4 separate regions of the Mus musculus genome follow, and all the other regions are linked to region 2. The links are chromatin loops, found by intact Hi-C in ENCODE. Cell type or tissue: heart. All regions are shown on one strand. Region 1 holds the start of Ncoa4 (nuclear receptor coactivator 4). Region 2 holds the start of Dph3 (diphthamine biosynthesis 3). Region 3 holds the start of Mettl6 (methyltransferase like 6). Region 4 holds the start of Sema3g (sema domain, immunoglobulin domain (Ig), short basic domain, secreted, (semaphorin) 3G).

Region 1 (8,000 bases), 73 kb after region 2:
TCAGTTGGAATGAGATGGCCCATGGCTTCAACATCCAGACTCTCTGCTTCGGCAATAATTTATTAGTGAGTCAATTATGCGATCTCCTTTGTAACCAATCACAGGCTTCTCTACCTGTGCTCAAGGTCCCCAAAATAACAACTCTGAGACTTAAATTATTTATGAATCAATGCTTAGGCTATAAGTTTGGGCTTGTTTCTGATAGCTCATACACGAACTAATCCATTAAACTAGTCTAAGTTCTGCCATGTGGCTACTTACCTCTCCTTCAGATTCATGCTACCTGCTTCCTCAGCATTTGGGGCAAATCTCCTCTCCTGCCTGACTCTATCCCAGAAATCCTCTCTCACTATCAGAACTCCCACCTCCCTATTTCCTGCCTCAGCTGATAGGCCATGAGTCTTTTATTGACAGGTGATGTCCCCACACATTGCATTCTTTCTCTTAACAAAACCAAACAAGATGTTGGCCCACTCACTTCTGACTCCTCAACTCTGCTGACGTCATAACTTTTGCATGGTCACTTGTCTAGGTAGTCTGCACCTCATCCCTGCTTCCTTGGCTGTCTCCTTCCCTGAAACAGCCCCCTCTTCCTCCACAGTGTGTGGCAGACTGATTTCCCTTAGCAAAGATGTCTCACTGTGGGATGCAGAGCCATCATCCTTGTCTCTGCCCTTCTCCCGATACCATGGTCACTAATCTCTGGTGGGCGTTTGAGAAGGAATGTACAGTCTAAGATGTGTATGAAGCATGCCTGGATACCCACAGGCTCTCTAAGAATTGCCTATTTGCTTTTTTTTTTTTTTTTTGTGGATTGACATGAAGATCTGTTTCAGGGTTCTCATACTCAGAGAAGGGAGGGAACATTTTTTTAATGAATCTGTCTGTCTTGCTGCTTAGTTGTCTCATGAGACCCATTGAAAATATAACTGTTATTGTTAGCCTCAAACTGTGTCTGTGCTCCCAGCTCAAAATATTTGGAGGGACCTTGCTAGTCAATCCGGGAACCTTGTAATGACAGAACTAGCCCGATGCACTTCAGACTAGGGTGAGGGTGTCAGGCATTTTGGTTTATTAGTGGCTCTATCAATAAGATGAGAAATCTTTGCACTGTTCCAGTATCTTCTATCTGGAGAAGAAGGGGTGAGTGACATAAACAACTCCTAGCATTCTCGGTCTCTAACATGGAAAGGTTTTCCCCACTGAGGCTGTTAGCTATTGCTTGTGGGCTGTTTCCCTAGTACAGGGACCAATGGCTGCAAACTGCTTGTTTTCCTTAAATAGAGACACAAACCCAACACGCCAACCCTGGGAGTGGGAGGAAGGGGTGCTGGAGAAATGGCCCTGGGAAGCCAGCTGGGCAGGCCATCTCCCCAGAGCAGCAAGAGGGAGCTGTCCCAGCAACTCAGCATCCATCCTAGCAGCACAAAGCCTGGCAGCCTGGTGGGCCTCTGGAGTCAGTGGGGTGAAAGAGCTCCCTGAGCAAGGGAAGGGCAAGGGCTGCTATCTTTATGGACCCACCTTTGGAACTGATAATAATTTATTTCTCTTTCTTTTTTATACATTTTTTTCTTTTACAGCTACATGTCAAACTTACTTTGCAAATTAAATTGGATTTAAAAGATTTTTTGAAACACATCTCATCATATTCTATATACTCAGGCTGCCCTTGATCTAGCAAACATCCTGCTTCTTCCTCTCAAGTGCTGGGATTAGGGGTGTGCACCACCATTACTGCTTATAGTACTATTTGGTGCTCTGTTTTTTAACCTAATTACTATTTCTGCATTAGTAGCATCTAGCTCATCAAATGTCTTCAAAATGTTATATACTACAAGTAATCTGCTGTTAGCTTTACAAAGAATCAAACCAGAAGATTACATGTCACTGGGGCCTTCCTCTCACAGGACAATGTTCCCATGGGTTTGGGCCATGTAGGCTTGGGTTGAGTGTCCAGTGTCCTGGTAAATTGTGAGACAACTTCCTGCCAGTGTCTCTCTGCATGGCCAGGGAGGGCTGCAAATTCTGATGTTCTTGGAATCAGATGTCCTTTTCCTTTAGGATAAAATTCTGGGTCTTTTTTTGTTATACAGGGCATTGAAATGGCTGCTTTTATACACTTTAGCCAGAGCAGTTTATTTATTCTTTGGTCTTTAGGAAAATATTTATTATTTATTTATGCGTATTGTCTACGTGGATGTCTACGCACAGAAATGCAATTACCCATGAAAGCCAGAAGGTGTTGACTCCCTGGGGCTGGAGTTAGAGGTATCCTCAGGGTGCTGAGAGCCAAACTCCCATTCTTTGAAAGAATAGAAATTGCTTTTAACCACGGACTACATTTCTCTAGCCTGTAGCTTTGCTGAGACAAGGTTTCTCATAGCCTAGACTGGCCTCAAGTTCATTGTGTAGCAGAGCCTAGTCTTAAACTTCTAATCTTTCTGCCTCTACCTCCAAGTGCTGTAATTATAGCTGCATGCCACCATGTCCCAAGCCTATAGATGGGCTTTGAGGGCAATGACTCCTAAAATCGTGTGCCCCTGCATGTGCAGGTGGGTTTTCCCATGATGCTTTGTTTCTACTATCTTCTCCCTGGGATCCATGACCCTGGTCTGGGATGGCTCTCTGCCCCTGTTGGTTGGGTGAGCTCCTCTTCTAACTAGATACCACACAGAGCTGGGACAACCCTTCTCTTCCCACAGTCTAGCACCATTATCGATGACCACTCCCTGGACAGGGAGGGTTGGGAAGACAAGGTTAGTACAAGATTTCCCGTCCCAGAGCGGCCTAGCCCTGCCTTTGGCCTGTTAGAACTTCCCAGTGTCCTTCAGTGCATGCAGGGTAGAATGTAGGACCCTTGTTAGGGATGGTCTCTGTGACTCCATGGCACAAACAGGTACAAATGCTTCTAGCCAAGTGATGCCCTTACATTCCAGGAGACAGGAATGTGTGTAGTCTGCTTCTTGCACAGAGCAGTAGGGCTGGGTGAATGTTTCCTCCCTTCCTAACGTCTTTTCTTGTCTCATTGACAGCGCTACTAGGCCTTTGAGCTATGACAAAGACAACTGTGATGTACAATTCCACCCAGAGAACTGCACCTACAGTGTGGTGGATCGGAAGAACCCAGGGAAGACCTGTCGAGTTGACAGCTGGACTATGTAAATGTGCTTCGTGTGGGCCCAAAAGTGGAGTAACATTTGAACCTTGTATGATTTAAATTTACCAATCATAAGCTTGCAAGGAGGTGACCTGTAATCCCAGCACTCAGAAGGCAGAGGCAGCATATCTTGAAAAACTCAAATAAATAAAAAAACAAACAAGTAAACAAGTAAACAAGTTTGCCAACCATATTTGTATTAACTTAATGCATGTTATACAACCAAACAAATCAACCCAACAATACCAGGTACCAGTTACAGCATCTTTCCTGAGCTCCAACAGGTGTCATGCATGTGTGCTTTCCTATGGGGCCCACATCCATTTCCACCACTTCTACAAATAAGGCTCTTCTGCCTGCATCTTGTTTCTGGTTTAGGCTAGAGAAGTGGTTCAGTGGTTAAGAGCCCCGAAGCTCTTCCAGAGGTTCTGAGTTCCCAGCAACCACATGGTGGCTCAGAACCATCTGTTTCTGCTTTACAATGGAAAAAAGCATGTGTGTTCATGATGAAACCAGACTTCTTCTTTGTCCCTGGTACTCTCATTTATCCTTCCTTCCAGTTACTTAGGTACCCCCTCTTTATCGAGTCCCCACATCACACTGTGTTTGCATAAGGTTAGAACAGGTTAGAGATACTGGAGAAGGGGCTCTCTAGACCTCACGCAGTCTGACAGGAAACTCAGAAGCCGGACTTCTGTGGGTGGTGGGGCCTAGCTCTAGGGTCAGTTAGGTGTGGCATACAGACCAGCTAAAATACACTGACTTGAAACTGTAACATTAATTCTGACATTTATTTACTCAATATTTAAAAAAAAATGTAGCATGTTTTTCCTAAGTTATAAAGCCCATCAGCCTTGTCTTAGTCACTGTTTTATTGCTGTGAAGAGACACCATGACCATGGCAACTCTTACAAAAGGAAGCATTTGCCTGGGCCATCTTTACCATTTCAGAGGCTTTGTCCATTATCAGCATGGCATAAAGCAGGGTGGCCTGCAGGCAGAAGTAGCTCAGAGTACTACATCCAGATCCACATGCAGCAGAAAGAAAGAGTGAGCCACTAAGCCTGGCTTGGACTTCTGAAGCCTCAAAGCCAACCCCCAGTGACATACTTCCTCCCCCAAAGCCACACCCACCCCAACAAGGACACTCACTCTAAGTAGAGCCATCTTCTCATCAGTAAGCATTCAAACACGTGAGCCCGAGAGGGCCATTCTTACTCAAACCACCACAAACCCCAGAGGAAAAAAAGAGTTTATTTTCTTTATTTGCATGACTCTTTTTTGCCTGCATATATACATCTGTACCGTGTGCACGCCTGGTGCCCTTGGAGGTCAGAAGGCACTGGAACCAGGAGGTATGGGTGGTTGTGAGCCATCCTGTAGGTGGCTGGGAACCAAAACTGGGTCCTCTGCAAGAACAGGAAGTGCTTTTTTTTTTTTTTTTCAAGACAGGGTTTCTCTGTGTAGCCCTGGCTGTCCTGGAACTCACTCTGTAGACCAGGCTGTCCTCGAACTCAGAAATCCGCCTGCCTCTGCCTCTGCCTCCGGAGTGCTGGGATTAGAGACTTACTGATAGGCACGAAAATGATCCAGACTAAGGGCAGGGAGTGTTACTGCATGCCTCCACGTTGAGCTCTAAGAAGACTTTGCGCAGGCGCGGAAGGAAATCTCGCGAGACTGTCAGAACACTACCGAGAAGCGTGGTAGGGAGGCCATCCTATCGCGAGAACTCTGTCTTCAGGGTCCGGATCCTTCCACGGCTAAGTGTCTGGGTCGGTCTAAGGTCCGCTCGGATCACCGGAAGGAGCGCTGCCAGCCGGTAAGGACGAGAGTGGCCGGCGGGCGCGCTTCCTCTTCTGCCCTGTGCCCTTCTTCGCTCCGGCCTGTGGCCTGTCCTGCCCTCCCCTCCATTCTTCCCGACCCTCGGGTCCGGGACCACCATCCCACCTGCCTGCACGCGGGGCCCAATGGCCCTTCCCTTCCCCAGGTCACGTCTGCTGTGATCGCCTCTCCAGTCCCCGCGTCGCGCCAGGCCAGAGCTCCTCTCCCTCCCCTCGTCCCGACGCTACCACTTTTCCTTCATGCCCAAGCGCTGGATCTGTCTTCTCTCCTCTGTCCTGTCGACATGTTTCGTTCCTGGGCCACGATTGCAGCCTGAATGCTTCTCTTCCATCCCTTTCCCTACATTGCCCTGACTGTCCTCTGGGTTTATAGCGGTGACAGCCCTGTTTCTCTGGTCCCAGGCGGGCCTGGTTTCCATTACTGACCCAGTGCACATTTGCCCCTATTCCTAGTGGTTTGGCAAGGTGGAATGACTTCTGGAGGCCCACTATCCGTTTCCTTCTCCCAGCAGTCCCTTTAAATCGTTTGATTCGTCCCTTCAGCTGATGAGAAGAGAGAGCTTGCAGAATCATTAATTCATAGCTCGGGCGTTCATTTGCTATATGCTTAGGGTACTGAGGATATAGTAATGTAAAGAAGTGGACGTGCTCCCGGCCCTGATGTGACTTAGCCCTTGCGGTGGGAACAGTATGGGTTTAAGTGCTACAGGCTGGAACTTGGGAGGATGGCTCAAGAATGACAAGTCAGAGGGGCTGGAGTTATCTGACCCTCCTGCACACAGCTCTCCTGCTAGTGTTGTTTAGTAGGTAAGGGCCTGCCACCCTGGCGTCCTTTTGGAAGGACTTGACTTTCCACCCACTTGGTAATTTGGAGTATGGTCATAGACCTTTTGAGTTACTTCCCTGGGTGTGTATGGGACAGGTAAGGCTGTTGGTTCTCCGTTAGCATCCCACTGTGATGTTTCTGAACTTTTAAAGTACATTAGAACATTGGAAAGAATTTCATCCTGTGTGACAAACAGGAGACTAATTTGTACTGCTCAGCAGGTCGCTTGATTTGCTCTGTGGATTTTTTTGTTTGTTTAAGAAGAGTGTCAGATCCCCTTACAAGCCATTGTGAGTCACCTGATGTGGGCCCTAAGAACTGAACTCTGGCCCTTTGATAACCACTGGGCCATCTCTCCAGCCTGGTTTGTTTAGTTTGCTTGAGACTGGCTGCAGGGATCCTGTTGGCTCTGCTGGGTTTACAGACGTACGTGCCACCACACCCAGGTGATTTGCTCTTTGCAAGATTTACTCGCCCGAAGAATTGTTCTGCTAAGTGAGATAATGGGTAGCTGCTGGCACTAACAGTCCCTGCATTTAGATCTCTTTTTTCTTTTTTTTTTACCTCCTCCCTTGGGTCTTTGAGCCTTTCGGAAAATAACCTAGACATTTAAAGTTTTCAGATTGAAGTTTGATGATGACGAACGTGTCTGTCTCTACAGTTACGTTATTCTTTTGAGGAAAATTACCGAACTACAGATGAACTAAGATGCTTCTTAAAGCATCTTGTATCTAGTTTTAGAAGTTAACTTGACTCCCATGGCCAGTTTATGAAAGCAGTGCAGGTTGCTTGTGTCCCAGGGATCTGTATGTAGGTCTTATAGAACTCTGGGTGTCCCGGCACACACCCCTTCTGCACTTGAGAGTCTCTCAGCTAGCTTTCTGGGCCTTTGCCCACACAGTGTTAACACACCGGTCAGTACTTATAGCAACTCACTGAGCCTGTTAGCCACCTTTTTTTACCTGTGCTTCTTATTTCAGAAATCTATTGTTGTCTGTGAATCAGTGGCACAAACGTTCTGCTAGATGGCAGATTCACCATCGTCTCCACAGGAACAACACCACTGTGCCTTTCTGTTCAAGACCTTAAATACTTGAATGACTACATAAACCTTAAACGGCCCCTTCAAAATACCTGGTGCAGATGAGGGGTTTAGACTCATACTAGATCATAGCCAAAAGGCTAAGAGGCAACCAGACTCAGACTTTTGGGTGTAGAAGCCTGTGACTACAGGTATCCTATTTAACCCTGTTAAGCCTATAAGAGTTGCTAAGTTGAGCTCTTCTGCTCTAGGTGTGTCACCAGTGGTACTCTTGTTTCTATGCTTGTCTCTTAGAGGGGCTGTCAGTTGTCCTCAGCTTGCCTTCTGTGACTGTTAAATCTAACACTTCAGACATCATTTGTAAGCTTATCGTCTGTATACCTGAATTAGATAGATTCACAGGCAAGTGAGCTAAATAATTACTGTGTAGGTATTCTGTTTTTAGCTAGCATGAACCACTCATCAGGTGCTCATGACTGTCTTCCTCCAGGTTGGCTTTGCTTGGCTTGATTGCGCGGTAGAATCAACATGTTTTTCTGGGGGACCAGGATTGCACTTGGGGCTTTTGAGCTTGTAGTTCCTCCCATTTGGCATTGCCTTGATTGCCCTACAGACCGAGCAGTTTTGGTTTAGTGTTGAGTGAGTAGGTTAAATGGGCTTAGCTTGTGTCAGTAAGTATAGCATAGTCTTTTAATACGTGGACAATTACAGCTTCCAAAATAATTCAGGTATGTTTTGAGTTTTACTTTAGCTATATTGCTAGTCCCTCAGGCAATTTCTGTGGTACTTACTGCAAAATCTGAGGGGGGAAATGTTGAGTTGGCTGTAAATACAGTGCACATTTTAACCAACAAGCCCATTGTTATTTTGAGTTTGTGGAACTAAGATTTTTGGGTCTGGCAGTTTTAAAAACTGCCTTTCTCAGCACTCATGCTAGGATTGTGATTTCTGTGGAGACAACCCTCATCAGTTCTGTATTGTTTGAAAACAAGAAATTAAGTTTTTCTGGGTGCTGTTGCAAGGGTTCTGGAAGTCCAGAAGGTCTACCAAGAGGCAGAATACTGAGTTCAAGACCGGCTTGAACTACAGGAAACTGTCAGAAACTAAGGGCTAGGGCGTGGCTTAGTTAAAGTG
Region 2 (8,000 bases):
CCTGTTGTAGCGTCTGCACTTCTTAAGACTAACGGTGACACAAAACTGTGCCCCGTTACAACCACTACAGATAGGATCAGCCTCGCCCGTCTAAGATGAACCCATCAGGCCTTTCAAGAAATAAAGGCCCTGATACAGAAATACTTGTTTCCAGCTGGCAATACTCACGCACTTTCACTTGGCAAGTTAGCAGGCTTCACGCCTCGCGCTGCTGCCAGCTAAGGTACCTCACTTGGCTGTTTCCTTTTAACCTGTCCTGACATAAGGATGCACGAGGCATTAAAGAACAGTGTCTCTTTTACTAAGTCACTTCAGACGTCCCTCCTTCCTCACTAACTGGAAGCTACAGAGAAACTGTGGTCTTACGGTCTAATACCAGGACTGCACTTGGCGCGTGAAAAGTAACAGAAATGACTGAGAACAGGAACAACGCAGTCACGGCAAGCCTAGGTGGCTGGCTGATGAATGAGCCGCAAGTGCAGCTCTGGAAAAGGCAGATGTTTCTAGGAAAGGCCTCACCTGAACCACCTCAGAAACTATGTCAAAATGTAATCTTTGAAAAGCTCCCATCACGGGCTGGAAAGATGGTTCCAAGGTTAGGAATGTGTAGTGCTTTCAGGGAACCAAAGTTTGGGTCCCAGCATCCACGTCAGGTGGCTCCCAACTGCCTGGGACTCCTGCTCCAGGAGATCCATCTTGGGCAACGGTACTCATATGCACGTACCCACACACAAATGCACATACACACACAATTAAGAATAAAATAATAAATCTTAAAAAAATAAAAGACACTCAGGATTGAGGCGGATGATGTTATTTTCAGAAAATGAATTTCCAGATGTTCAAATGATGCAGCCGACTGAAGGAAAAACCACAGTTTATAATAAGGCTCTTCCTTAAATTCAGACGGACAATTAGGAATCCTTCCAGTCCCAGTATGGAATCCAGGGCTGGCATGTCATAGGCTCCCTTTTTCATGCTGAGTTCAGTGGCTGATGAAGATCACACCCCTGAGGCTGCCCATCGAGGAGGTTGGTAACTCTGCACTGGATCCATCCACCTGGGCTCAGCCCCCACGGTTCAGGATGTGGGTACCTGAGAGCCTCTTCAGCATTTAACTAACTCCTTGTTGGTTGAAGGTGCTGGGACTGTTTCTCCACACATGAACTGATCCTAAGAAGAAGAAGAAATGCTATTAGCCGCCGGGTGTTTGTCTCACAAATGCATTAACATTACTTTCCTTTGGCCACAGAATCAATCTGGCTATTAGTTTTTTTCACTGTTCTGTCATCTTGTTTTCTTTCCTTCTTTCTTTCTTTTAATGCTAGCAATGAAAAAAAAAATCAAGATGTGAAATTTAGGGGAAAATCCATTTATAGTATTATAAAAATGCCAACAAATTTAGTTTAAAATTTTTATGACTTACGTACCAAGAACTAACTGCTGCTCAGGGATGGTCTGTGCTGTATGGCCTCAGCCCTTGGTCTTCCTAATAGATATTAGTAGCTACCCCAGTTGACACAACTGGAAACAAAGGAACATTCAAAGACTTTTGGTTTTTTGTTTGTATGTAGGTATGTACCCCACATGTGTGGGGGGTGCCCGTGAGGGAAGAAGAGGGCACCAGATTCCCTGGGGCTAGAGTTGCAGGTGGCTGTGAGCCACCACTGTGGAAGATGTAAATGGCCACTCCTTTTGGAAGCTCTTAGCCTCTAATCCATCTCCCCAGACCCAATAACACTTTATTTTTGTACAGAGAGCTGGTGTCAGCACTAGAACCAGAATCTAAAAGTATACTGAAGTTTAGCCCTGAGGTCATTAGTTAATATGCAGTGTCTCATAAATATCTTAGCTAGGGAGCAACCAGTTCCCAGAAATAAACACATCACAACTATCAAGTTTTTATATTTCAGATCAATATCTGGTCATTCAAATATGTAACCTCTTCAAAATGAGTAATAAAAAGAATGCCTTTGTGTGTTTCCCAACATATACCTGCAACAGTAACTACTTGTAAATGAAGTTCACACTCTGATCTTTCATGCTGGTTTATGCCAGCTACCACAAAAACTTTCCCAGTTACTACACATCCTCTACAGTGTGATTCCCAAGGAGTCAGTCCCTAGTCTGTCCATTGTTCTTTGCTCCATAAACCATTTTAAAATAAGAATGAATCATTACATTTCTATTATTGTCTAAATTAACACCTGCTTCTCCCACAAAGTTCTGTGCTTTGGTCCAACTTACCCTATAGTCATTTTAGAATTTATCCTCTAGACTGTTACATTCTGTACTTAGACTCCAAAGCACTAACTGAGCTTTGGGTGGGAAGTAAAGATATTTACCCCTTTTCTATTGCCATTCCTAATGGATACAAAGGAACATGGAACTGTAACATTACATCTAGGAACTATATCTCAAACAAGGTAGATTCTGTACATAAGCTAGGCAAGCAATAAAATGCAATCTTCTAAAAATATCCTAGAGCTCTGAACAAACTAAATATTAAATACAAGAGAAATGTCAAAAGGAAGAACATCAATTAAAATAACCATAATTTTTCATTCCTGATTAAGTCATCAATTTTCATTACAAAGCAATTTCTTTATTGCCCTTTCCAAAGTGATCATAAGTTACATAAAAGGCAGATCTCTGTGAATTCAAGGCCAGCCTGGTTCACATCATGAGTTCCAGTATAGCCAGGGCTACTTAAGGTCCCTGTCTCAAAAAACAAACCAACACCCAACACTCTTCCGCCCTTTTCTATCAGACAGGCTCCTTTAGGCCCTTGTCATTAGCTCACACCACCCATCCCCTTTAACATATCCCTTACTTTGTCATAAATCACTTTTATAATGAGTGAGCAGCTAGGACACGTGGCCACATCTTCTCCATTTTCCAAATCTTCCTACAACGCAATCAAACAACATATGGTCAGCATAGCCTTTCGTCAACTTCCCATAAATCTCTCCTATGTCTATGGGCAAGTCTTTAGTTGGGTAACAACACAAAGAACTTTCCTCCCAAGTGTCATCTAGGAAAAAAAAACAGGGAGATTAGATTGGTTCGATCGCCTCCAAAACCCTGGGGTACAAAATCAAGTTCCCTTCTTCAAAGAAGCTCCCAGGGGAAAAAAAAATAGAAAAAAAAGAAAAACACTTAGGGGCGGGACTACGGAGAACAGCGCCCTTAACCCGACCCTGTATGCTAGACAGCCTAGGTTACTACTTTAGGGGCGGGGGTTCGGAAGAACACGTGGGTAACTGAGCCTTCCCAGGGACACCGGAAGCGACAATGCGCAAGCTCGAGGGATCGCCGGCGGGCCCTTTAGAGTACCTTGGTGATGGCAAAGTTATCCCCACAGGGGCAAGGGTAGAAATATGTCTCCGAGTCCTCGTCATATTGAAAGTCCTCGATCTCCACCTCGTCGTGAAACACCGCCATGGTCACCCGGTCGGCACCGCATCAGCTTGCCTACCTGCGCCCAGGCAGGGTAAGGCCCGGTCTTCCCGGTCCACCCTGGCGCAGGAACAGTCACTTCCGGACGCACAGGCGATGACGTAACTTCTACCGCCGCGGCCAAAAGGGTGACCCGGTCGCGGTCGCCATGGAGATAGCGCCGGAAAGATGGTGCTTCCTGCGCAGCAGCGTTGCGCAGTTCTCCGTCCACTGGGTGCCAGCGACCAATAGTGTGAAGGGCTCCCTCTCATGGCGGTTACGTCAGTCCGGGGCCCGGGGAGTTTGGGCTTGGGATATAAACGAGTTTTCTATGCAGGTGGAGTCTTGTCCTCCATAGCTGACTTCAGAGGACATTAAAAGAATTGGCGGAGGCTACGCCCTCTTGAAAGGGGGAATCATTGAGGCTCAGGGAGCCACACAGCGTCCTCTCCAGTTCTCGGCCCACAGCGCTCCTGCAATTGCGTTTCAGGCGACCTTGAACTCTGAGTGACTCTTGGCCTGTTATGAGTTCTTGCCTGCAGGTACATCACTGCCTCTCTCACCCCAGCCACTTTCTGATACCCCGGTTGTGTTGTAGAGAACCAAGATCTGCAAGACAGGGGCGAGTTCTAGCCATATTTTAAATATTCACTGCAGTGGTGGGCACAGTAGCTTTTAATTATTGGGGTTTTTAGTGGGCAACCTATATGTTAAACTTGATCTTGAGGTTCAAAAATCCATTTTATTCATCTTTAACATAGATTTAGAGACTGGGCATCTTGCCCAAGATTGCATACCTAGGCCATAACGATGAGCCTAGCTGTCTCTAAAGCCCAGGAACAAATTATTTATGTGAACTTTAGTTCTCGGTAAAAGGAATGGTGTTCCTGGTATTTTCGTCAGCGTGCAGCCTCTTCTTTGAGAAGCACGTTGTTCCGAGAGCCGTGCTGGGCTTGTTCCGGTTACAACCAGGGACTTTGGAGTAGTGCTAAGCAGTTACTCATCTCACTGGAGGAGTGCAGTGTAGTGAAAAGTAGTATGGCAGAACTGGATTCCAGTTTGACTTGAAGAGCTCTGGGGGTTGGAAAATTACATTCTTTGGTTCTTACATCCTCTTCTGAGAGTAGATCCTTTGGAATCTAACATTCTTTTGCACGAGAATGAATAGTTCAGCAGTCATGTATGACTTATGTAGTTTACATTTCTGTAACAGTGTTTAAGTATGTACAGTTGTGTGCATAAATTACCAATTTTGTGCATGTTTAAAGGACACTATATTTTGAAGCCTTTTTGAAGTGTGAAAACCTATGGGCAGAGAAGCCTTTGGGAGGAAAAAACCCAGAACTTAAGTGTATGGAAGGTTGTTTCAAAGATCTCCATTCCTTTTTTTTTTTTTTTTTTTAACATAATTGAAGATCTAAATAGCAATTAGGAGATCTTTGTAGCCTGTTGCAGGTTAGCTGTAGCCTGTCTGGGCAGAAGAGAAATGCAGTGAAAGCCTTCTATCTTTATGGGTATAAATACTTCCCAGGTAACCTCTGGGACACAGGAAGAAAACTGATTTCCAAGTGTCTGTCTTTAGTTCAGATGATCTTTAGTTCTTATGAGCCATTCTTGAATGCGCAGAAATGGATGCAGTTGTTGGTAGGGAATGGCCTGGCAAGTATATCGATCTGTAACCCCAGCATTGATGCAAGCAGGGGCAGAAACAGGTGGATCTCTGGAGCGCAGGGGCCGACAAGTTGGTGAGCTCCATATTGGGGAGGCTACCGGCCACACGAGGCTCGTAGTGTGTATAAGTTCTTAGGTCTTTTATTTAAAAAGCAAACACACAAAAGGCTGAAGAGCTGGTTCATCAGTTAATATCACTGCTGCTCTTCCTGAAGACCGACGTTAAATTCCTAGCACCTATATTGAAGTTAGTTATGTCTATAACTCCAGTTCCGGGCCACCCTTTTCTGGCCATGTGGTTGCTGGGAATTGAACTCAGGATCTCTAGAAGTGTAGTCAGTGCTCTTAACTGCCAAGCCATCTCTCCAGCCCTGGACCTGATGTTTTAGAAAGCAGTTCAGACCCATCAAAAACAAATTTCTGGGGCATCTTAAAGACTGAAGTTATAATCAGCTAGCTTTTCTTTTTAACTTCTCAACAAATCATTTGTGTGCATATTATTTAAAATAGTAAAGGAAAAACTTAATGAGCCATTTATTTATGGTAGTTGACACTGGGTTCTGGATAATTCTTATGTGTGTTTGATCATTAGAATAACACAGTGAGGGCTGGTGAGATGGCTCAGTGGGTAAGAGCACCCGACTGCTCTTCCGAAGGTCAGGAGTTCAAATCCCAGCAACCACATGGTGGCTCACAACCATCCGTAATGAGATCTGGTGCCCTCTTCTGGAGTGTCTGAAGACAGCTTCAGTGTACTTACATATAATAAATAAATCTTTAAAAAAAAAAAAAAAAAAAAAGATTCACCTTAAAAAAAAAAAAAAAAAAAAAGAATAACACAGTGAAGTACAGATGGGGTGTGTCTTTAGCCCTGGGAAATGAGGTCTAGGGGCTGAAGAATTCGCTAAGGCAAAGCTCAAAAGTCACGATGCCAACTTGGACTCTTTTGGTCCTAGAACCTAGAACTCTTTTTTGTTTGTTTGTTTGTTTGTGGTTTTGTTTTTTGTTTTTGTTTTTTTCGGGACGAACCAGACTGCCTGGTCTGTTTCTGGCAGAATGAGAGGAAGCCAGCAGGGCTGTTCCTACAGTAGGAACCTCTCAGCAAGTTGAAGGGCTCTGATTCCCAAACATTTTTAATACTGTCCTACCATCTCTGGCCGCTGTTCTACCAGAATCTTTTTTTTTTTAAAAGATTTATTTATTTATTATATGTAAGTAAGTACACTGTAGCTGTCTTCAGATACTCCAGAAGAGGGGGTCAGATCTTGTTACAGATGGTTGTGAGCCACCATGTGGTTGCTGGGATTTGAACTCTGGACCTTCGGAAGAACAGTCGGGTGCTCTTACCCACTGAGCCATCTCACCAGTCCATCTACCAGAATCTTAAGCTAGAGTCTTGACTTCCTGCTTTAACGTGGGTGACCATTTAAAAGTACCAAGATCATGTCCTTGTTCTGAACTTGGTTCAGTTGCTGTGAGTGCCCTTCAGGGAAGTTTCACTTTGGACACACTTTGGACCTTCACTTTGGACACATAGGCACATGTACGGGTTCCTGGCATTCTCACCCAGCTCCTCTTAACTCGCCAGCGTTGTTTCTTGCTTGGGCTTTGTTCCTTCCAAGATCTCTGCTGCAGTGTGCTTCATGTCTCCCCTTCATGTCTGCCTGGCTGTCTCGATCGGCTCTGCTTTCATCTCAGCTGCTGTCAGCCCCCAGAGTCCTTCACTAGTACTCCCCATAGCGGCCCCCACCACCCTTCCTTACACTCCGCCTCATCTGTAGGTGTAGTTATCACCTGTCTCCTGGCCAGCTTCTCAGGCTTGGCAGAAGGCACCCTTATCTACTGCACCATCTTGCCAATCTGATTTTTTCTTTTTAATACTTTCGTATAAGAACTGGAATAAAGCCGGGCAGTGGTGACACACACCTTTAATACCAGCACTTGGGAGGCAGAGGCAGGCGGATTTCTGAGTTCAAGGCCAGCCTGTTCTACGGAGTGAGTTCCAGGACAGCCAGGGCTATACAGAGAAACCCTGTCTCAAAAAAATAAAAATAAATTTAAAAAAGAACTAGAATAAAGTTCAGAAGGCAAGTTGAACACAATTTTATAAAAATACCGTTACTTGCCAGTTATTGGCACTCTTAGGCTTGGTACTGTTAGCAAAATTCAGACTTTGAAAAAGAGCAGCTTTTAAAAGTTAATTTTCCTTAGTTTCCAGTTCAGTTGAGAAGTAGACATTTGTAAAAATGTTTATTTTAGTAGCAGTTCTCTAAAGCATTAAGTGGAACAATGTCCACCTTTCACGGGAGGATTAACTTAGTAGGGATTTTGGTCCAAAATGTCATATAAGTGAATCATCTCTCTAGGGGTTGACTGATTTTTCTTTCTTCAGCACAGCACTAGATCCAGCTGGGCAGGACCATAATGGGAAGCCCCTGTGGTGAGACAGGAAGGAGGGCCACAGATACTCCATTGCAACAGTGTGGCGGGGACTTCGTGGGCTGGGTAGCCTATGTCACAGGAGTTGACTGGGCCAAGGAAAATTAAGAGGCAGCAGCAGAAGAGTAATCAAAAAGAAATGTCCACCTGAGGGGAGGATTAACACCTGAGGGGAGGATTAACACTGAGGGAGAGGAATGTAACATGGCCCCTCACTTCAATCTGGGCTGGGGCTCAAACCCAGGGCCTGTGGGCAGCCAAGTAAGCGCTCTACTACTGGGCTTCACACTTACAGATCTAAAGGAATCTCTTCTTTTGCAAGTAAGACCTGATGAGGCTTTTCTGTTATTGTCTTTGTACTTACCAACTTATTGTCTCTGACATTGCAGGACCTCTGTGGAAATTTCAGTATATGAAAAACTTCTCTGTGTTCTGGGTGGTGCAAATCTAGA
Region 3 (8,000 bases), 590 kb before region 2:
GGCAATGGAAACAATAAATGATTATCTAAGTGCCAGGCGTAAAGAATTCTTACACATGAAGCCTGTTACCTCAAAAGTAAAATGCTAATAAATTTGATATGAGCTAGGAATGGTGGTGCACACATATAATTCCAGGACTCAGGAAGGCTGAGGCAAGAGGATCAACAGTTTAACCTGCCTCAGCTTGGGCTATCTCAACAACAATAACAACAACAACAAGACATAATTAAATCCTGCATTAGAAAAGGGCTACAATTAATAATATTGAAAAGGAAAAAAAGAGATGCTTGTAACATATGCATGATTAACAAACATCCTTACTATATTCTAAAATAAGAACAGAAAAATAGGCAAAAGTTATGCACAGATTAATTCTTACAACTAGCACACAGTAAGCTCTCACTAAACACACGGAGAAGAAAGGAGGTAATGGTAGAAAAAAAAAGGTATGTGTATTTACGAATTTTAGTCTTCAATATCTCTAGTAATGAGAAAAATAAAATGCTCAGACTTTTTTTTCTTAGATTGGTGAAAGAAAAGAAAAATAAACCCGAGGAAACAATTATTGGTAAAACTAAAAACCGGCATGGTCTTTTGAAAGGAAATGTAGCATTATCTATTAAAACGTAAACATTCACATCTCTATTTTTTGGGGGGGGGGGGGTTGAGACAGGGTTTCTCTGTGTAGCCCTGCCTGTCCTGGAACTCACTCCATAGACCAGGCTGGCCTGGAACTCAGAAATCTGCTTGCCTCTGCCTCCCAAGTGCTGGGATTAAAGGTGTGCACCACCACTGCACAGCCACATCCTTCTTTCTAAGGGATTCTGTTTCCTCCATTACTCATCACAGAGGACTGTGCCTGTGAGTTTTGTGAAGCATGTATACAATCCTGGTCACAGTAACCTATCTTAAAAGGGCACGCAATCAGACACCAACCTACAAAGTAAGCCATATGAATCAAGCACAGAGACTGTTTAGTAGTATCTCTGCTTTGCTTTGAATCAAATATTTTCACGTGCACAGGCAACAGAAAACGGCTTCCGTGGTGCTCATGGCTGGTGAGCTCCTGGATGAGGACACGACTAGACAAAGGCATAAGGAAACAAGCAGCGGAATACATATACGGTGCACCAACCTTCACGTAGTCAACTGCCCTTGGAGAAAAATCACAGGCATAGGCAAAGAGATTCAAGTCTTCTTCTAAAAGTGGGAATAAACAGTTCCCAACCCCACAGCCAGCCTCCAACAAAGTCAATTTTTGACCTTCATACTGAGGAATGAGAACACAGAAGTTATAACACATTGCGTTTGCATAATAAACATACCAAGCTAAAATGTTCAGTAGGCACGAGATGTCTCTGACCTCAAGAGGCAGATACTAAACAACAGAGCTAGTGAGAAAAAGTTAAACACTGGCACCTCATTTATAATCATTCGACAATGGGCAGTTAGTTCAGTGTGAAAAATAAGGCAGCCACAGCACAGTGCATACACTCTGGGCTAACCTCCTCCTCAAATCCCAACTCCTCTTTTGCCCCTGGATTCCATCCTCGGGCAACTCACTTCTATAGCTCTGTGCCTCAATCGTTTTTCCTGCAAACAGGAACAACACGAATGCACTTCAGAGAGTTGCTATGAAGCTTAACTAAGGGAACAGATGCAAAATTCTTAGAAAACAGTACAGCAAATGTTCATTAACTACCAAGCAGCTTCAATCTGTCACTAAAGTGTAGTCTGAATATTTACTATTTCTAACCTTCACATCAGCTTTAACTAAGCAGAAAGCATTAGGGGGCTGGAGAGACGGCTCAGTGGTTAGGAGAACACATGTTCAATTCCCTGCATTCATATGGCCACCTACAACTGCCTGTAATTCCAGTTCTGGTGGCCCTGACACCCTCTTCTGACTTCCACAGACACTAGACATGCATATGGTACATAGATATACATGCAAGCAAAACACCCATATGCATAATAAAATAAACAAATCTAAAAAGAAAACCTTAAAGCTCTGTTTTCTATTAAACAGCCCAGACATTGCTAAACATACTTGAAACAAATCAGAACTCTCCATAGGTACATTCTGACAGACGTCCTAATTTTCTTTAGGGTAGCTCAGTCAGTAAAGTGCTTGCCACACAACCACTAGCACTCAGGTAAAAAACTGGACGTGGTGCCGCACAGTTGGAATCTCATTCTAGGAAGGCTCCCTGGGGATTACTGGCTATCTAGCCCAAGCTAATCTGTGTGCCCCAAGTCTACTGAGAGACCCTGTTTCAAAAAACAAGACAGCTCCTGAGAAACGGCACCTAAGGGTGCCATCTGGGAGCACTCTCTACATGTAACAAAGGACCTCTCTTCTAGGCATCATAAATGAAGATGGCTCGAGCCAGGAGAAACCCCAGCCTACCTCCCTACATGATCTCAACTCCTCAAACTCTCTGGTGGTCCAGTGTCTGTCCTTGAAAAAATTGGTACTGTTTCTTTTATAAAAAAGGTCCCAGTTCTTCTGAGCCTCTTTTTCCAGTTTTTGCTGTTTAAAAGCAGACACCAAAGCTTGGTCTCTTTTCAGTTTCTCCTCTTCTTCAGTGCTAAGAATCCTTGCTTGCAGTCCTTTCCTTTGGAAAGAAGCCATTGTAGTTGCCGGAAACACATTCAATGCTGCTATAGGTCCTCTGTTCTTCAACCATCTGAACAAACGATGCTGAGATTGTAGACACTGGAGTTTCTCTGATGCAGTTTCCCCAGGTGACTTTCCAGCTCCAACAGGATACGATGCTACTTAGGAAAGAGAAAGGGGGGGAGGGGGTTGACTGATTGATTCTGACTAGTGATTCTCTAACAACCTGCCTGCTTCTCTCCCCATCCTGTTCATCTGAGCCAGGGGCTGTCCCTGAAGCCCAGCCTGTCCCTTGAATGTACTTCCTCTTGCCTCATCCTCCCAACTCGGGTGACCAGGGCCTCATCAAGCTAGATCGTTCTTTATTATTTCTAGAGCTTGGATTCTAAACGAGTCCAAGACTCGGGGAGAGGTTCCCGGAGGGCTCTTTAAGGCTCCGGGGTCAATTCACTTAACACTCCCGAGATGCTGACTCTGCCCAACACCCTGCCGGGGTCTGGAGAGGTCATAAAGACCAAGACAGTCTCTACTGCATAGAGCTTACTACACTCAGAGACCAGAACTCTCACGGACCGGACTCCCAATTCAAATCAGATGAGCCAAGTACTACAAGAAATAGGTTTACTTAGGGCAAAGGGACGCATCCACGAGTTGACTGAGAAAATGTGAGAAAAAAAAATTCTCATCAACGTTCAGTGCCCGTGGGAAACGTGACTTCAAAACAACGGCAACAACCGCCCTAACCGAAAGCGGGTAGACGATTGCCTAACAGACACGGGATCGCGGGGGGGCTAAGGAGGTGACGGAGCTGATCCGGAGAGGCCGGGGTTTCTGATCGTACCCATAAACTGAAGGAAGCGTCGTCGGCCAGGAGAACTGAAATCCTCTCATCGCAACCATGGAGCGAAGTAGGGGGAAGGGTGACTGAGGTCCCGAGAACCGTCATCGCTCTCTGAACCCTCGGATAAAGCAGGCCGCTAGGGTCTCGGGCATGTCCAGGGACACTCATACCTACATTCAAACTCGCGTCCACTCAGTTCCCCACGCTCTGAGCTCCCAGGGTCCCCAGCAAAGAACAGGTCAGGGCGCACTCACCCGTCAGTCAAGCCCAGGCGTCGGCAGCAGAATCTTCTAGCTGACCTGGGCTCCTCCTTAGACCAGAAAACTGTGGGCTGCAGCAGTCCCGGAGAACTCTCTCTCCATGGCACTGCCCCCGCTATTTCCGTTGGGGAGACGGAAGTCCCTCCCCAATGCCGGAAGTGCAGCGGCCTTACTTCCGCAGAGTCTCTCGAGACGCGGAGTAGATTGGTTTCCGGCCCCGGGTGGGCGCGGACTTGGTTCAGTGCGCGCTCCGGAGCGGTGTCCCGGGAGCGCGGTCCTGCGGGCCGCTTGCGCGGGGATCCGGGGGGACTGCGGCCGCGCGAGGAGAGCTCCAATCCGGGTGCCGGGCAAGTGCAAGGCCATGAACGGCACGGCGAACCCGCTGCTGGACCGGGAGGAACACTGTCTGCGGCTAGGGGAAAGCTTCGAGAAGCGGCCGCGGGCCTCCTTCCACACGATTCGCTGTGAGTGAGCGCCCCTCCAGGTTCACTTGGGGCTCCCTGGCCGCCACGTGCAAGCCCAGACTCCCCTGGCTAATCCCGGCTCGAAAGCGTCGCTTTCCTTACCTCTCATCCCTTAGCCTCTGGAACTTCGATCTGCTCTTTTACTTTGAAATCTCTTCTCCCAAACCAAACCTCTGATTGCTGCCAACTATTCTTTTACTTTACAGTCTCAAATACCACTTCAGAAAGTCATAGCCCCTTTATTTCAAATTCCCCTTCCCAGCCCTTAAGCCAAACTTTTCTCCTTTAGTAGCGATGCCCATTTCTCCTCCCTTGTGTCCCCGTTCTCTTTGTCGAATTCTTCCATCAGGGCTCTTGCCCTGGAAAAGTCTTCCGTTTGCTACGAGTGTCGTTTACTTCATTCCTTCCCTTGCTCCTTTCCCCTTGCTCTTGGTCTCCTCCACAGCCAGGGAACCTGCATTCTTCGTGCCACCCATAAGGTTTCTTCTTCCTCTCTGCTTATGACACTGATTTTGTTGTTGTTGCTGTTCGAGACAGTCTTACTAGTGATGCTGGCCTAGAAATTACTATATAATTCAGGCCAGCGCTGAACATGCTGCAGTCCTCCTACCTCAGCTTCTGTGGTGCTGAAAATATGGACCTGATCCACCATACCTAGCTAGATTAATGTCACCTACTTCACCTTAACTTCTGGGCCAACTCACTTGTGGGTGAAGAATAAAATTAGAGTTTGTGCATCTGGCATAAATTAAAGCCTGATCTATGTTTGGAAAATGAAGAAGGCAGCATAAGGAATGTGGAAAGAGTCATTATGTTGGGCCCTTTCCTACGTGATTATAGACTCTGAAAGGGGTATTGCCACTGTGTGTCCTGAGTCAGGACATGGCTGACCAAACCAAGCACATCCCTGTGAATCACAGGCGTCGGGTTTCCGGTAGCGTTAGTGTGGGTTAAGACCTGCTTTGTCATGGGAGCTAATCGATGTGACTCAACACACAGGCAGGGGGGTGTGTTAGATATTAAAGTCCCATCTCTGTGTGGCCTCTTGTCACATAGCTGCATCTGTGCTTTGCACCCACAGCAGACTCAGCTGTTGCAGAGAGACAGTACTGGGGAAACGATAAGATTGTCATTTCCCAGTTGACTAATTTGTTCCTCCACAGAAGAGCAGTGTAAGTTTAAGTGCAATTCTGCACATGTGCTCCTGGCCTGCAGTTTGAGTCAGGTGCGAAGTAAAATGGCTGTTCCTATTGTGTAAGTGTAATTTGCAAGAATAAGCAGGGTAATTTCTGGAGTTCGCCAGTCTGCTTCTGAACATAGCCAGACTTTTTTCCCCCACCAAAATGAGAACTTGAATGTGGCATGTTCTATTTTAGAACATTTCTGTGCAAAAAGAGGCCAACCTCATGTGGCCTGCTGTGTCTTATGTAGGATTTATAGTTAAGAATGTCTGCTGAAAGCAGGCAGAGGTGTTGCACGCCATCCCAGCACTTGGGAGGCAGAGGCAGGCAGATTTCTAAGTTCGAGGTCAGCCTGGTCTATGAGTTCCAGGACAGCCAGGGCTATACAGAGAAATCCCTGTCTCGAACCCTCCTCCCCCCCCCCCCAAAAAAAGAATGTTTGCTGTGTTGCTTTTATACACACAGTTTTTATATACACAGTTCTGGTATTACCTTATTATGGATGGTGAGATGTTAATTGTGTGCCTGACACTTGGAAGAAGGGATTGTCTTACATTAACATAAGAGAGTGTAAGTTTCAGAGAGTATATAAGTTTCAGCTCCCTGTACTAAATGATGGTATAGTTGAAGGCAGCGTATATAGAGGTGTTTCTGAGTTGATAACTATTGGGTGAGAGCATTTGGGGCTCATTATTACCGTGAATGAAGCATATGAAGTTTTCTATGACAAAGTCTTTTAGAATTGTAAATGAGAGGGCTGGGGAGTTGGTTCAGTCTGTGAAGTACTTGATATGAAAATATGAATATCCGGGTTGGAATCCACATAAAGGAGCCACAGGATAAACAGTTCCTATCTCAGTGCCAGAAATATTGAGACAGAAGGATTACTGGGGACCCACCGGCCAGCTGGCCTTGCCTGTTCAGTGAGTTCCAGGCTAATGAGAGACCCTGGTCAAAAAAACCAAGACAAATAGTACTTAAGAGATTATCTAAAGCTGTCTTCCATAGGTACCTGCAGATATTTGTACACATGTACCTGTGCATATACAGGCACATAAAGGCATTCTCAACTGCTTTTATTTAATCTGAAATTAAAATGCCCAAGAAGTCTTCATTTTCAGCCACCCAGTGGGAAATATCCATTGTTTCCTTTTAGACGATTTTAAGCCAGCATCAATAGACACTTCCTGTGAAGGAGAACTCCAGGTTGGCAAAGGAGATGAAGTCACCATTACGCTGCCACACATCCCTGTAAGTTGTTTCCAATGTTGATCTAATGTAACGACCTTGTGTTTTATTTACAGTTCAAATTTCCTTCTATTTATTTATTTATTTATTTATTTATTTTAAATGTTTAGAGAGCTAACGTAAGTAAAAAAGGAATTTAGGAGTCAGATGGGTTCTTACTCATGCGTCTTGGGACTTGGTTTAGGTAGTTCTTTGTCTCTAGTCTTTACTCCCCATCTCTGTCCAATATATAGTATAGTAGGCAAGGTTCCGTCTAGACAGTGGCCCCTTTGCTAGACATATATAACACTTATCCCAAGCAGTTCTGGAGAAAAGGGCCCTATGTGCCCTGCATAGCAATAGCAGCTCCTGAACATAGAACAGCCAGAAGGCAGGCCAGGAGCCAGAGTGACATCTCTATATTTAGTAAGGGATCCGGTGCAGGCTGATGGTCCTAGGCAGGAACCAAAGTTTGGAACACTCAGCTAATTTAGGGGTGAAGAACTCAGTTAAAAGCTGCACCAAAGACTTGGAAGAAAAGACTTTGTACTGTAAGGCTCTCTTCAGGGCAGCACTGTGAGTCTGGGGTGGTAGCTCAGTGATAGAGGTCTTGCCTTGCACGCATGAGGTCTTAGGGTCAATTCCCAGTTCAGCCAAAGGAAAACAGAAGGGAGACCTGTGTTTGCGTTCACGACACCTTGGGCTGGGGAGATGGCTTGAGGAAATGAAGTACTCAAGCAGGAGGACTGGAGTTTGGGTGCCTCAGAACCCATGTAAAAACCATGGCAGACATGGCAGCTGCTGTGAGCCCACAGTCACAGATAAGGACATGGTATCCCCTGGGCAAGCTGTCTAGCTAGACTTAGTTGGATTGAGCAAAAGAACCTGCCTCAAAAAAGAAAAGTGGAGAGTGATTGAGGAGGGAGCCTGATGTCAGCTTTGGGCTTTTAGGTGCATGTAGATACACACATGCACCTGTACCTATTTCTGCCCACACACAGAAAACACGAGAAAACACGTGTACATGCACACACACACAGAAGAAATAAACAGAAAACAGTTAGACTAGAAAAGCTCCTTAGTACGTGTCACGGCTCTGTCCTCAGACACAGCAAGTTCTGTAACTGGTGACAGAGTGCAGACTGCAGCAAACCTGGAAGCCCTGGAGCAGAGGGAACAGCCTTTTCATCTGAACTCCTGTTTCATTACATGTTGCCCATGGAAGATTACATCATCTCCCATTGGACCTGAGTTTCCCAAGTGAAAAATGAAGGGGTTAGGTACATGGTCCCTATGCACCCTTCAGACTTAAGTTTCTACTGTGCAGTTAAGGGGCTGAAGAGCCAAGCAATTTAGTTTGCTGTTGTTTTGTTTTGTGCTTCTATAAATTCTGAACAACAAGTTAAA
Region 4 (8,000 bases), 870 kb before region 2:
TGGTGGCGCACACCTTTAATCCCAGCACTCGGGAGATAGAGGCAAGTGAATCTCTGAGTTTGAGGTCAACCTAGTCTACAGAGTGAGTTCCAGGACAGCTAGGGCTGCATAGAAAAACCCTGTCTTGAAAAGAACAAAAGCAAAAACAAACAAGAAAGATAGAAAGAAAGAAAGAGAGAGAGAGAGAGAGAGAGAGAGAGAGAGAGAAGGAAGGAAGGAAGAAAGAAAGAAAGAAAGAAAGAAAGAAAGAAAGAAAGAAAGAAAGGAAGGAAGGAAGAAAGAAAGAAAGAAAGAAAGAGTAGTTTCGGGTAGACACCCTGCAGTCTTTGCATCCAATGAGAGGTGAGACATAGAATGTGCATCTCCTAATGCCCCTGCCCTGCCTCCTGGGGTTGTATATGTGGGTTTGGCTCCTTCCCTCCTCCCCTTCCGTCTCCCCCCCCCTCCACATCCTCCCCTACCCTCTCCCTCCCTCCTCCCCCTCTCCTCTCCCCTCCCCCTCCTCCGCATCCTCCTGGGCTCCCTCCCTGTAGAAACGCTGATGGCTACATTGACTTAGATGAGCTGAAGATGATGCTGCAGGCCACAGGTGAGACCATTACGGAAGATGACATTGAAGAGCTCATGAAGGACGGTGACAAGAACAACGATGGCCGAATTGACTATGACGGTGAGTGGGTGGGAGGACCAGGTGCCCTCTTGTTCATCTTTCACAGGGCTCCTACCACTGACACATACATCATGGCCCTCTTTCCACAGAGTTCCTGGAATTCATGAAGGGTGTGGAGTAGATGCTGGTCTTGCACGGTTGCCTGCGCCTGTTCTCCCCCTCCACCCAGACCCCGTGGTAGGAGTGCAGCTGGGCTCTCTAGACTCTGAGCCTGCCTGTGTCCTTGAACCTTGGCCCTTCCGGACTTTCTCTCCCCATTCCTGTCCTGGGGAACGCAAATAAATCCTTGCTCCCCAGAGGCCTGGTATCTTGCTCTGGTTTTCCTGGGGTCACAGTCTTTTCTCGGGGTTCCCTCTTGCCTGATGACACCATCCCTGTCAGGTTGGCTGCAGAGTCTGTATTCTGACTGCTCAACCCACCTTCTGCCAGAGACTTTCATCAGGTCCGAGACATCGTGCTCTGTACCCCTGATAACTAGGCCCTGCTGTAGCCCCAGAGCCTGTATTCTAAGAAGCTCCTGGAACTCATGAAAGGTGTAGAGTAGACATTTGACCGGCATTCAGAGTTGTCCATTCCCACTTCCTCACTGGGGAGGTAAGGGGTGGTGAACTGCCAGGCTCAGCCAGTAGTCAGCCGACAGATACTCTCTCAGGATGGGAACAGCTAGTTCAGAGGGCACTGGGTGCTCCTTGGCACAGCAACCTCTCCATCCTGTTTGGAATGAAGCTAAACCTCCTGAAACCCAGCAGGCTTACAGCACTGTCGTCCCTCTACCTTGTGGCTTTTTACAGGAATATTGACTCCCGGCCTATGGAGAACTTGTAGTTTGCTCTACCCTCTAGCATTCATTCTACAGACGAGGACCCCATGTCTCAGACAGCCAAGGTCACCTGGCAAATTTGCAGGAGAACCCCATTACCTTGCAGCCAACCAAGGACTCTGACAGACCTGGTTCAAATGGACCTACTGTCTAGTTCCTTTGACCCTCTGAGGCTGGCCTCCAGTCACCTACCTGGTCTTTCTTCCTGACAGGAAATAAAGGCCTAAGGTCTGGTGACATCCCCAGCTTACAAGTGGTATGAGGGGGAGGTGGGTGCAGCAGGTCAGAGCTGCAGCTAGAACAGTGACTAGGGAGGGGAAGTTGGGGGCTTTCAAGGAAGTGGAGGTATTTGTAGCAATACCTTCAGGAGAGACAGCTGATAATGACAACCAGGCTCCAGCCAGAATGCCAGCAGCTGTCCTTGCTCCGCCCTGTGACTGTATTGCCTCCGCACCTGTGCCCCAGCCTAAGCAGTCTCCAGACAGGCTGCACATTCCAGAGATAGTCTTGGAATTCTAGACATGCCTCTGCCAGGCAAGAGATGCCAGGAGTTCCCAGTCCCTGCAAAGCCATGCCTTCGGGATTGGGAACTGCAGAGCTTGGGGTCCTATGAAGATATCCAGAGTGACCCAGCAAGGCTGATGTCCCAGAGGAAGAGGAGCCACAGTGGGTGGGGTAGCCTGCTAGTACATCATTCAGTGACCCGTCGACATACCCTGTCTGCAATTACAGGGTTAGATGCTGGGGTACATCAGAGCGAGGCCTCATTCCTAATCCCAAAGCATGTCTAGCCAACACTGGGAGATGGGAAGACAAAGGAATTCAGAGAAAAAAACAGAACGGTGTGCTGGCCTGACATAAAGTCGTCTTGGAATGATTCCTAGAAGAGGTGGTTTTGAGCTGAACCCCAATGAACACCAGTGAAACAACTGTGGGGTGCGTGAGGGGAAAGACTTGGAATGGGTCTCAAACATGACGAAAGCCTGGCCCCAGCTGCCTCAGGGAGAGGTGGGCAGTACCAGGCCTCCTGTTCTGTCGTGCTTAGGAAGTGATCTATGGTAGTCTGCCTTTGGTTTACAAATGAGTTTAGTAGGCATGTAGAAAGCTAAGGTAAAAGAATAAATAGTGAGTCCTAGATAGCGAGAAGGAACAGTAGCTGACATGATCAAGCCAGGTACTCAGCAGAGTGAGACGCCCTCACAGCTCCATTGACAGTGCAAACAGAAAATACCATCAAAAGGAGATCGGAGCCATCCAGCTAAAATCAACTGGGGAAGCCCTATTTGGGCAACCGCCTGGAGTTCCCCATCTAGAGAGTCTTGGGTGGAGGAGACCGTCTTCTCGGTGAGGCTAGTAAGGCTTCCAAGTAAAAGAACACAGAGCAGCAGATTAGACAATATCAAATCAGGTCCTCCCAACATCCAGAGTCCAACGGGACAAGGTGAAACAGCCAGATGTTCTTGGGTGGAGCCTTCTTCTCCATGGCTTCAGCCCCACTGCAGGCATTTTTTACATTATAGGATTAAATAGTAGGAATATCAGTTGGAAATGGTTGACCTTCTGGCTATTCTCAAGGACACAACTTTTTTTTTTTTTACTCTTAGACTTAATCTGTCTCCTGTTGCAGAGCTAGGGGGCGAGTTTGCCACAGGAAATATTTTGGAAAATAGTTGAAATAACCATGCTGGGATCTGGGACAGAAGAGCCGCCCTTTGCTCCCAGAGTCCACTCTCAACAAGCTTAAACAGCACAGGATGGTTTGCCAATACACTATACATTGCACACTCCTGAGCAGCTCAGCTTACATAAGAAGTGAGGCACTCGGGGCTGCGGAAGGGGGAAGGGTTGTGAGAGAGCCAGGAGGCCTGCCAGTGGCCGGGAGAGAAGGCAGGGTGGCTTACTGTGGATGCCCAAGGAGAGGGCACAGAAGATCCTGGGTTTGGGGAATAATATGAAACTCGTAAAGGGAATTGTTGAAGGCTCGGACTTTAGAGGACCAGGGACTCGAGGCTGACTCTCTGAGTTTTGGTCACAGTGACATTTCTTGAGGTATGGAAGCCTAGGCAAGTACTGGTTTAGATCAGAGGTGTTGAGGATGGAGGAATGGGCACATAGGAAGTGGTGGGGACACAGAGGAAGGGGCGGGGGCACAGGGAAAGGGGCAGGGGCTAAAGGAAGAAGAGGGAAAAAGGAAGAAGAGGGGTGTCTGAGGATGGGTGGGGGGTGACTGGCATGCTGGCAAGAACAACGCGTCACAGATGATAAAAAAGCAGGGCACTGCTGAGCAGTGGTGGCGCACAACTTTCATCCCAGCACTTGGGAGGTAGAGGCAGGCAGATTTCTGAGTTCGAGGCCAGCTGGTCTACAGAGAGTTCCAGGATAGCCAGGGCTACACAGAGAAACCCTGTCTCAAAAAACAACAGCAACAAAACAAAAAACCCAAACAAACAAACAAACAAAAGCAGGACACCTCAGTCACCATTGTCCACAAGGTTGGGTCATAGTGCTAGGCCCACAGTTTGAACTGGGCAAGGAAGAGTGAGGCTTGACACAGTGGTGAGGGGGTAGACAAGTGGCCTCAATGCTTGAAAGATTGTGGTCCAGATGGCAGTGTGGGTGTGGCTACTGAGTGTAGTGGTAGAACCCAGAGGAAGGACGGTGTGGCCTGGGCGACCACTTGAAGAGCGGCTGAGGTATGTGAAGGAGGCAGGGTGATGGGCAGTGAGAGCTGATGGGAAGGGAACAGAGTCAAGCCCACTGTGATGGGAGGAAGAAGATGGGTGAGTCTGCCTCTAGTGCAGCCCCCAGCAGCCATACTCCTGGGGTTTAGAAGTGAGAACTGCCCAGAAGAAACGTTAGGGAAAGAGAGAATGCCTCTGCCCACCCTGGCTCTCTCCTCAGCAGCTGACAGAGGCGGGAACAGTTCTGGGAGACATGAAGGAGATCATGACCCATCTGCTGAAGGGAATTCTATAAAAGACCATGTGGATTAAAGGCAGGAGGGGAGTCCATTCTTCCGGCATTATTGCCTCAGCATTTTACCCAGGAATGGCTGGGCTATATGACCCTGTGTGTATCCACCTGGTGGCACCTGCTGTAGGGACACGCACATCACATATGAATCAACCCAGGAGCCCCAGCTCCCTGAAGCTAAGGCCACTTGTGTGCATCACCTAATCCTGTCCTCCCCACCGCTGAATTACGTCATCCTTTGCCCAGGTAGTGCTTTCTCCATGAAGCCTCCTTAAGATTTTTCCCTTTAGAAGAAACCACTGGTGCATCTTTTGTTGTGTCTGTGTCTTTGTATTGTGGTGCCCAGGTAAGCGCTGGATTTCTCAGGAGAGGGTTTCCGCACGAAAATAGACTGGCACCTTTGCTCTCTCATGAAGTTCCACCTTTGTCCATTAGGTGGCATGGGGTGTCTGTGCTAGGCTGGCTGACCTGTGCCTTCAGGGTGCCTTTCCGGATGCCATCTGCAGCTGGCAGGAAGGGTCTTTTAGGAAAGCCCTCGATCCTGTTCTCTAGCCTGGGAAACGGAGGAAGGGAGGGATGGGGAGGGGGGCGGAAGAGTGAGACATCTGACAGGATCCACACACTTGAGTTTGGGTTTCTAGGCTTCCTTCTGTGCTGTGAAGTAGCCTGCCTGCCCCACAAGCCTGTCCGGGTAGACACAGCCGCAGCTGAAGGTCTGGCTGAGTAGAGACCCCCACGATGGTGGATGGAGGAGTGGTTTGGTCCTCTGCTCACACGCTCTGCTTGGGGCCACATGCTGGCCAAAGGACTGGGTGTTCAGCTCAATCTCAAGCAAGACAGAAGGCCTCAGCCTGGGCTAGATACCACCACGTTTCCCCAGGGAGGTAGATGCAGAATGTCTCCACCCTACTGAGACCCCAGGACAGAACCACTACTGTAGCGGCCTCTGCTGTACAGGCGTCGTTCTTCAGTTTTGTAAGTTCCTACACAGGATGGCTGGTCCTTGCCTCAGGAGAAGGCAGATCCAGGAAATAAAGGCTTGCATCCTTCAGCAGACTCAGAGGCAGAGGTGGGAAGGAGCCAGTTACTGGTGTCTCTGAGCAGCGCCTGATCTGCTTCCAAGTAAGAACACCACCACCACCACCACCACCACCACCACCACCACCACCACCACCACCATATTAGTGTTCTAGGGTCCAGGGGCACAGGGAGGTGAAGTTACGAGCCATAGGTCCTTCTTGAGCTGAGCCAAGGAATAATCTGTTTTCTTTCTAGAGAAGAGATAGGGAGGGGAGGTAAGGTCCCAGAACACTAGCCCTCCAGGAGGCCCAGAAGCAGAGGAGGGTTCCAGGGCGGAGCTGAACCTGTTCTCAGCCGTCTGTGGTCTGAGCCATGACTCTCTCTGAAAGGTTGGTGGGGAGCATCCTGCTTCCCCCCTTCTGAGGTCTCAGGCCATTCCATCTGGGAGGCCTACCCTATGGGTGTTTCTAGAACCCTGGGAGCTGAAAGGAGAGTTCAGGGCAGGGTGAGGTGAGAGGTGGGGTCAGCAGGTCCAGAAACTGCTCTGAAAGTGTGTGTGTGTGTGGGGGGGGTGTCCCACTTACCCAGATTCAGGGCCTTGGTGCATCTTCCCCTTGGCTCCTTTTAATGCACTCCACACCAGAGTTTAGGGCAGAACTGTGATCCCTGTAGAGCCCATGGGCTTGGGAGGAACTCACCACGGACCTATTGTGCTCTGGCCCCTGGGCCTCCAAAGCACTGGGGCCTGGAGGAAGCAAGACAATAGAAGTTCTCCTAAGCATGGAATAAAAGCATGGAATAAAACTTACCCCTTACCTCAGAGCAAGCCTGCTGAACTGAGATAGAGCCCTGTGGATTCAGAGAGGGGCTGTGGAGCCTGGGGAGGTCTGGGTGGGAGCCTTAGGTCAGTGGTTCTCAACCTTCCTAACGCTGCAACCCTTTAGTACAGTTCCTCATGTTGTGATGATTCTCCAACCATAAAATTATTTTCATTGCTACCTCATAACTGCCATTTTGTTAGCGTTATGAATTGTAATGTACATCTCCGTGGTTTCAGATGATCTTAGGCGACTCCTGTGAAAAGCCCATTTGACCCTCAAAGGGGCCGTGACCCACAGGCTGAGAACCATTGCCTCCGTTTCTTACCAGTGCCAGACCTATGATGTATGGCTGGACCTTAAGCCCTACCAGCATGAAGTTGAAGTGAATCCTCTACCCACACAGCAGCTTAGGCACAGGGGAGAGCTTGGCAGTCAGGTCAAGGATACCTGGCTGGCTCAGGACTAGTGATGCCTCTCTGGAGAGGCAGGGAGTAAAGCCAGACCCCCACCTGATTCCTGACCTCTCTCTCAGGTTATCCCTTCCCCTTGCTGCTTTGTTGGAGCCTAGGCACTTGCATTTGTGAGTGTCTGTCATTCAAACTGTCCACACCTCAGCTGGGTCAGAGTCTCCCAAGGGGGAGCAGGCCAGTTAGCTGCACGGGCATTGAGCGGGCCGGCCGGCTGAGGTGGCCGGAGAAACTGCAGGTAGATGGCAGGCTTGGAGCACTTCGCTCTTCCTCTCCCGCCTTCCCGCCCAGCACTGGGTGGAGCCACTGCCTTATAAGTGGCTGGCCTGGTGGCAGCAGAGCAAACTACATCCAGCAGCAGGATCAGAGGGCAGCTCATTTTTTTTTCCCAGCATGGACCCATCTGCGTGGGCCATCTGCTGCCTCCTGGGGAGCCTTCTGTTCCATGTGGGCATCCCCAGCCCTGGTCCCAGCCCCAGTGTGCCTCGTCTGCGGCTCTCCTACAGAGGTACTGGCCAGTGCTGTCCTGTTTGTGTGCATGCTGTGAATGTCTGTGAATGTCCGTGGCTCTAGGACATCCTTTAATCAGCCAGCAGCAGCATGGGTAAGGTTTCCTGGTCAGACCCTGAATGATGCTAGGGATGACTGTGGGCAGGAAAGGTAGACACATCCTGAGAGCCATGGCCAAAGTGGAAGACTAATACAAGGGGGAAACTGAGGAGACTGCTACAAAGGAAGGGTGGGAGATGGAAACAAGGAAGGGGGACGGAGGTACAGAGCAGAGGGAGGGTATAAAGAGGGTCTGGGCAGACATCAAGGGAGTGGGTAGAAGTCTGTCCTTCTGGTCCTGAGCCACAAGGAAAGGAGGAGCCTCTCCCACCTCTTGTAGCCTGTCCTGACTTATCATCATCCACGCTCACTTGACCATCCTCTCTCCATCTATAGTCCAGGAGAGTCTCAGCTTTCCTCTGCCATCTTCTCTCGGTGTCTCTGTCTCTGTCTCTGTCTCTCTGTCTCTGTTTCTCTCTGTCTCTCTCTCTGTCTCTCTCTCTGTCTCTGTCTCTCTCTCTCTCTCTCTCTCTCTCTCTCTCTCTCTCTCTCTCTCTCTCTGTGTGTGTGTGTGTGTGTGTGTGTGTAGAAGTGGTTCTCCGCTCTAGCCTAGCTGTGTGGTTCTGCCTTTTTTGATGGTCTGAGACAAATAAAACTAGGATTTAATTATAGATTCTTCT

Evidence for each region. Hi-C counts contacts between places; a loop is a spot of excess contacts. Peaks named below come from ENCODE experiments on the same cell type or tissue, not always from the same donor. Only the 100,000 strongest peaks of a DNase experiment are listed, where the experiment ranks them.
Region 1: it touches region 2 in a loop (4-fold over the local background); 8 of 42 quality-filtered maps call a loop at or near these places.
Region 3: it touches region 2 in a loop (2.6-fold over the local background); 3 of 42 quality-filtered maps call a loop at or near these places.
Region 4: a loop joins it to region 2, with 2.4 times the contacts of the local background. A loop is called at or near these places in 2 of 42 quality-filtered maps.

The regions. Positions count from the first base shown.
Region 1 is chr14:32,155,035-32,163,034 of GRCm38, forward strand. It overlaps Msmb (beta-microseminoprotein), which reads left to right. Exons shown (of 4, transcript NM_020597.3): 4 at 3,033-3,293. The coding sequence ends at 3,162. Ncoa4 (nuclear receptor coactivator 4) reads left to right here and starts at 4,853. Exons shown (of 10, transcript NM_001033988.2): 1 at 4,853-4,976. It also overlaps the pseudogene Gm18909. In heart, a CTCF peak has its summit at 4,742; DNase peaks (open chromatin) are centred at 4,307 and 4,857; H3K4me3 peaks cover 2,239 bases; H3K27ac peaks cover 1,989 bases.
Region 2 is chr14:32,082,074-32,090,073 of GRCm38, forward strand. Dph3 (diphthamine biosynthesis 3) reads right to left here and starts at 3,619. Exons shown (of 3, transcript NM_172254.4): 1 at 3,337-3,619; 2 at 2,834-2,908; 3 at 1-1,173. The coding sequence starts at 3,444. The coding sequence ends at 1,108. It overlaps Oxnad1 (oxidoreductase NAD-binding domain containing 1), which reads left to right and starts at 3,655. Exons shown (of 8, transcript NM_145460.2): 1 at 3,655-3,980. In heart, CTCF peaks have their summits at 3,716 and 5,839 (motif pointing left); a DNase peak (open chromatin) is centred at 3,538; H3K4me3 peaks cover 2,889 bases; H3K27ac peaks cover 2,093 bases.
Region 3 is chr14:31,491,187-31,499,186 of GRCm38, forward strand. It overlaps Mettl6 (methyltransferase like 6), which reads right to left and starts at 3,854. Exons shown (of 6, transcript NM_025907.4): 1 at 3,716-3,854; 2 at 2,411-2,778; 3 at 1,136-1,270. The coding sequence starts at 2,635. It overlaps Eaf1 (ELL associated factor 1), which reads left to right and starts at 3,893. Exons shown (of 6, transcript NM_028932.4): 1 at 3,893-4,185; 2 at 6,523-6,617. The coding sequence starts at 4,083. In heart, no CTCF peak of the experiment used is centred here; a DNase peak (open chromatin) is centred at 3,895; H3K4me3 peaks cover 3,172 bases; H3K27ac peaks cover 2,330 bases.
Region 4 is chr14:31,210,747-31,218,746 of GRCm38, forward strand. It overlaps Tnnc1 (troponin C, cardiac/slow skeletal), which reads left to right. Exons shown (of 6, transcript NM_009393.3): 5 at 534-670; 6 at 760-983. The coding sequence ends at 791. It overlaps Sema3g (sema domain, immunoglobulin domain (Ig), short basic domain, secreted, (semaphorin) 3G), which reads left to right and starts at 7,127. Exons shown (of 16, transcript NM_001025379.1): 1 at 7,127-7,279. The coding sequence starts at 7,165. In heart, CTCF peaks have their summits at 4,890 and 7,073; DNase peaks (open chromatin) are centred at 3,312, 4,111, 5,005, 7,055 and 2 weaker places; H3K4me3 peaks cover 2,997 bases; H3K27ac peaks cover 6,122 bases.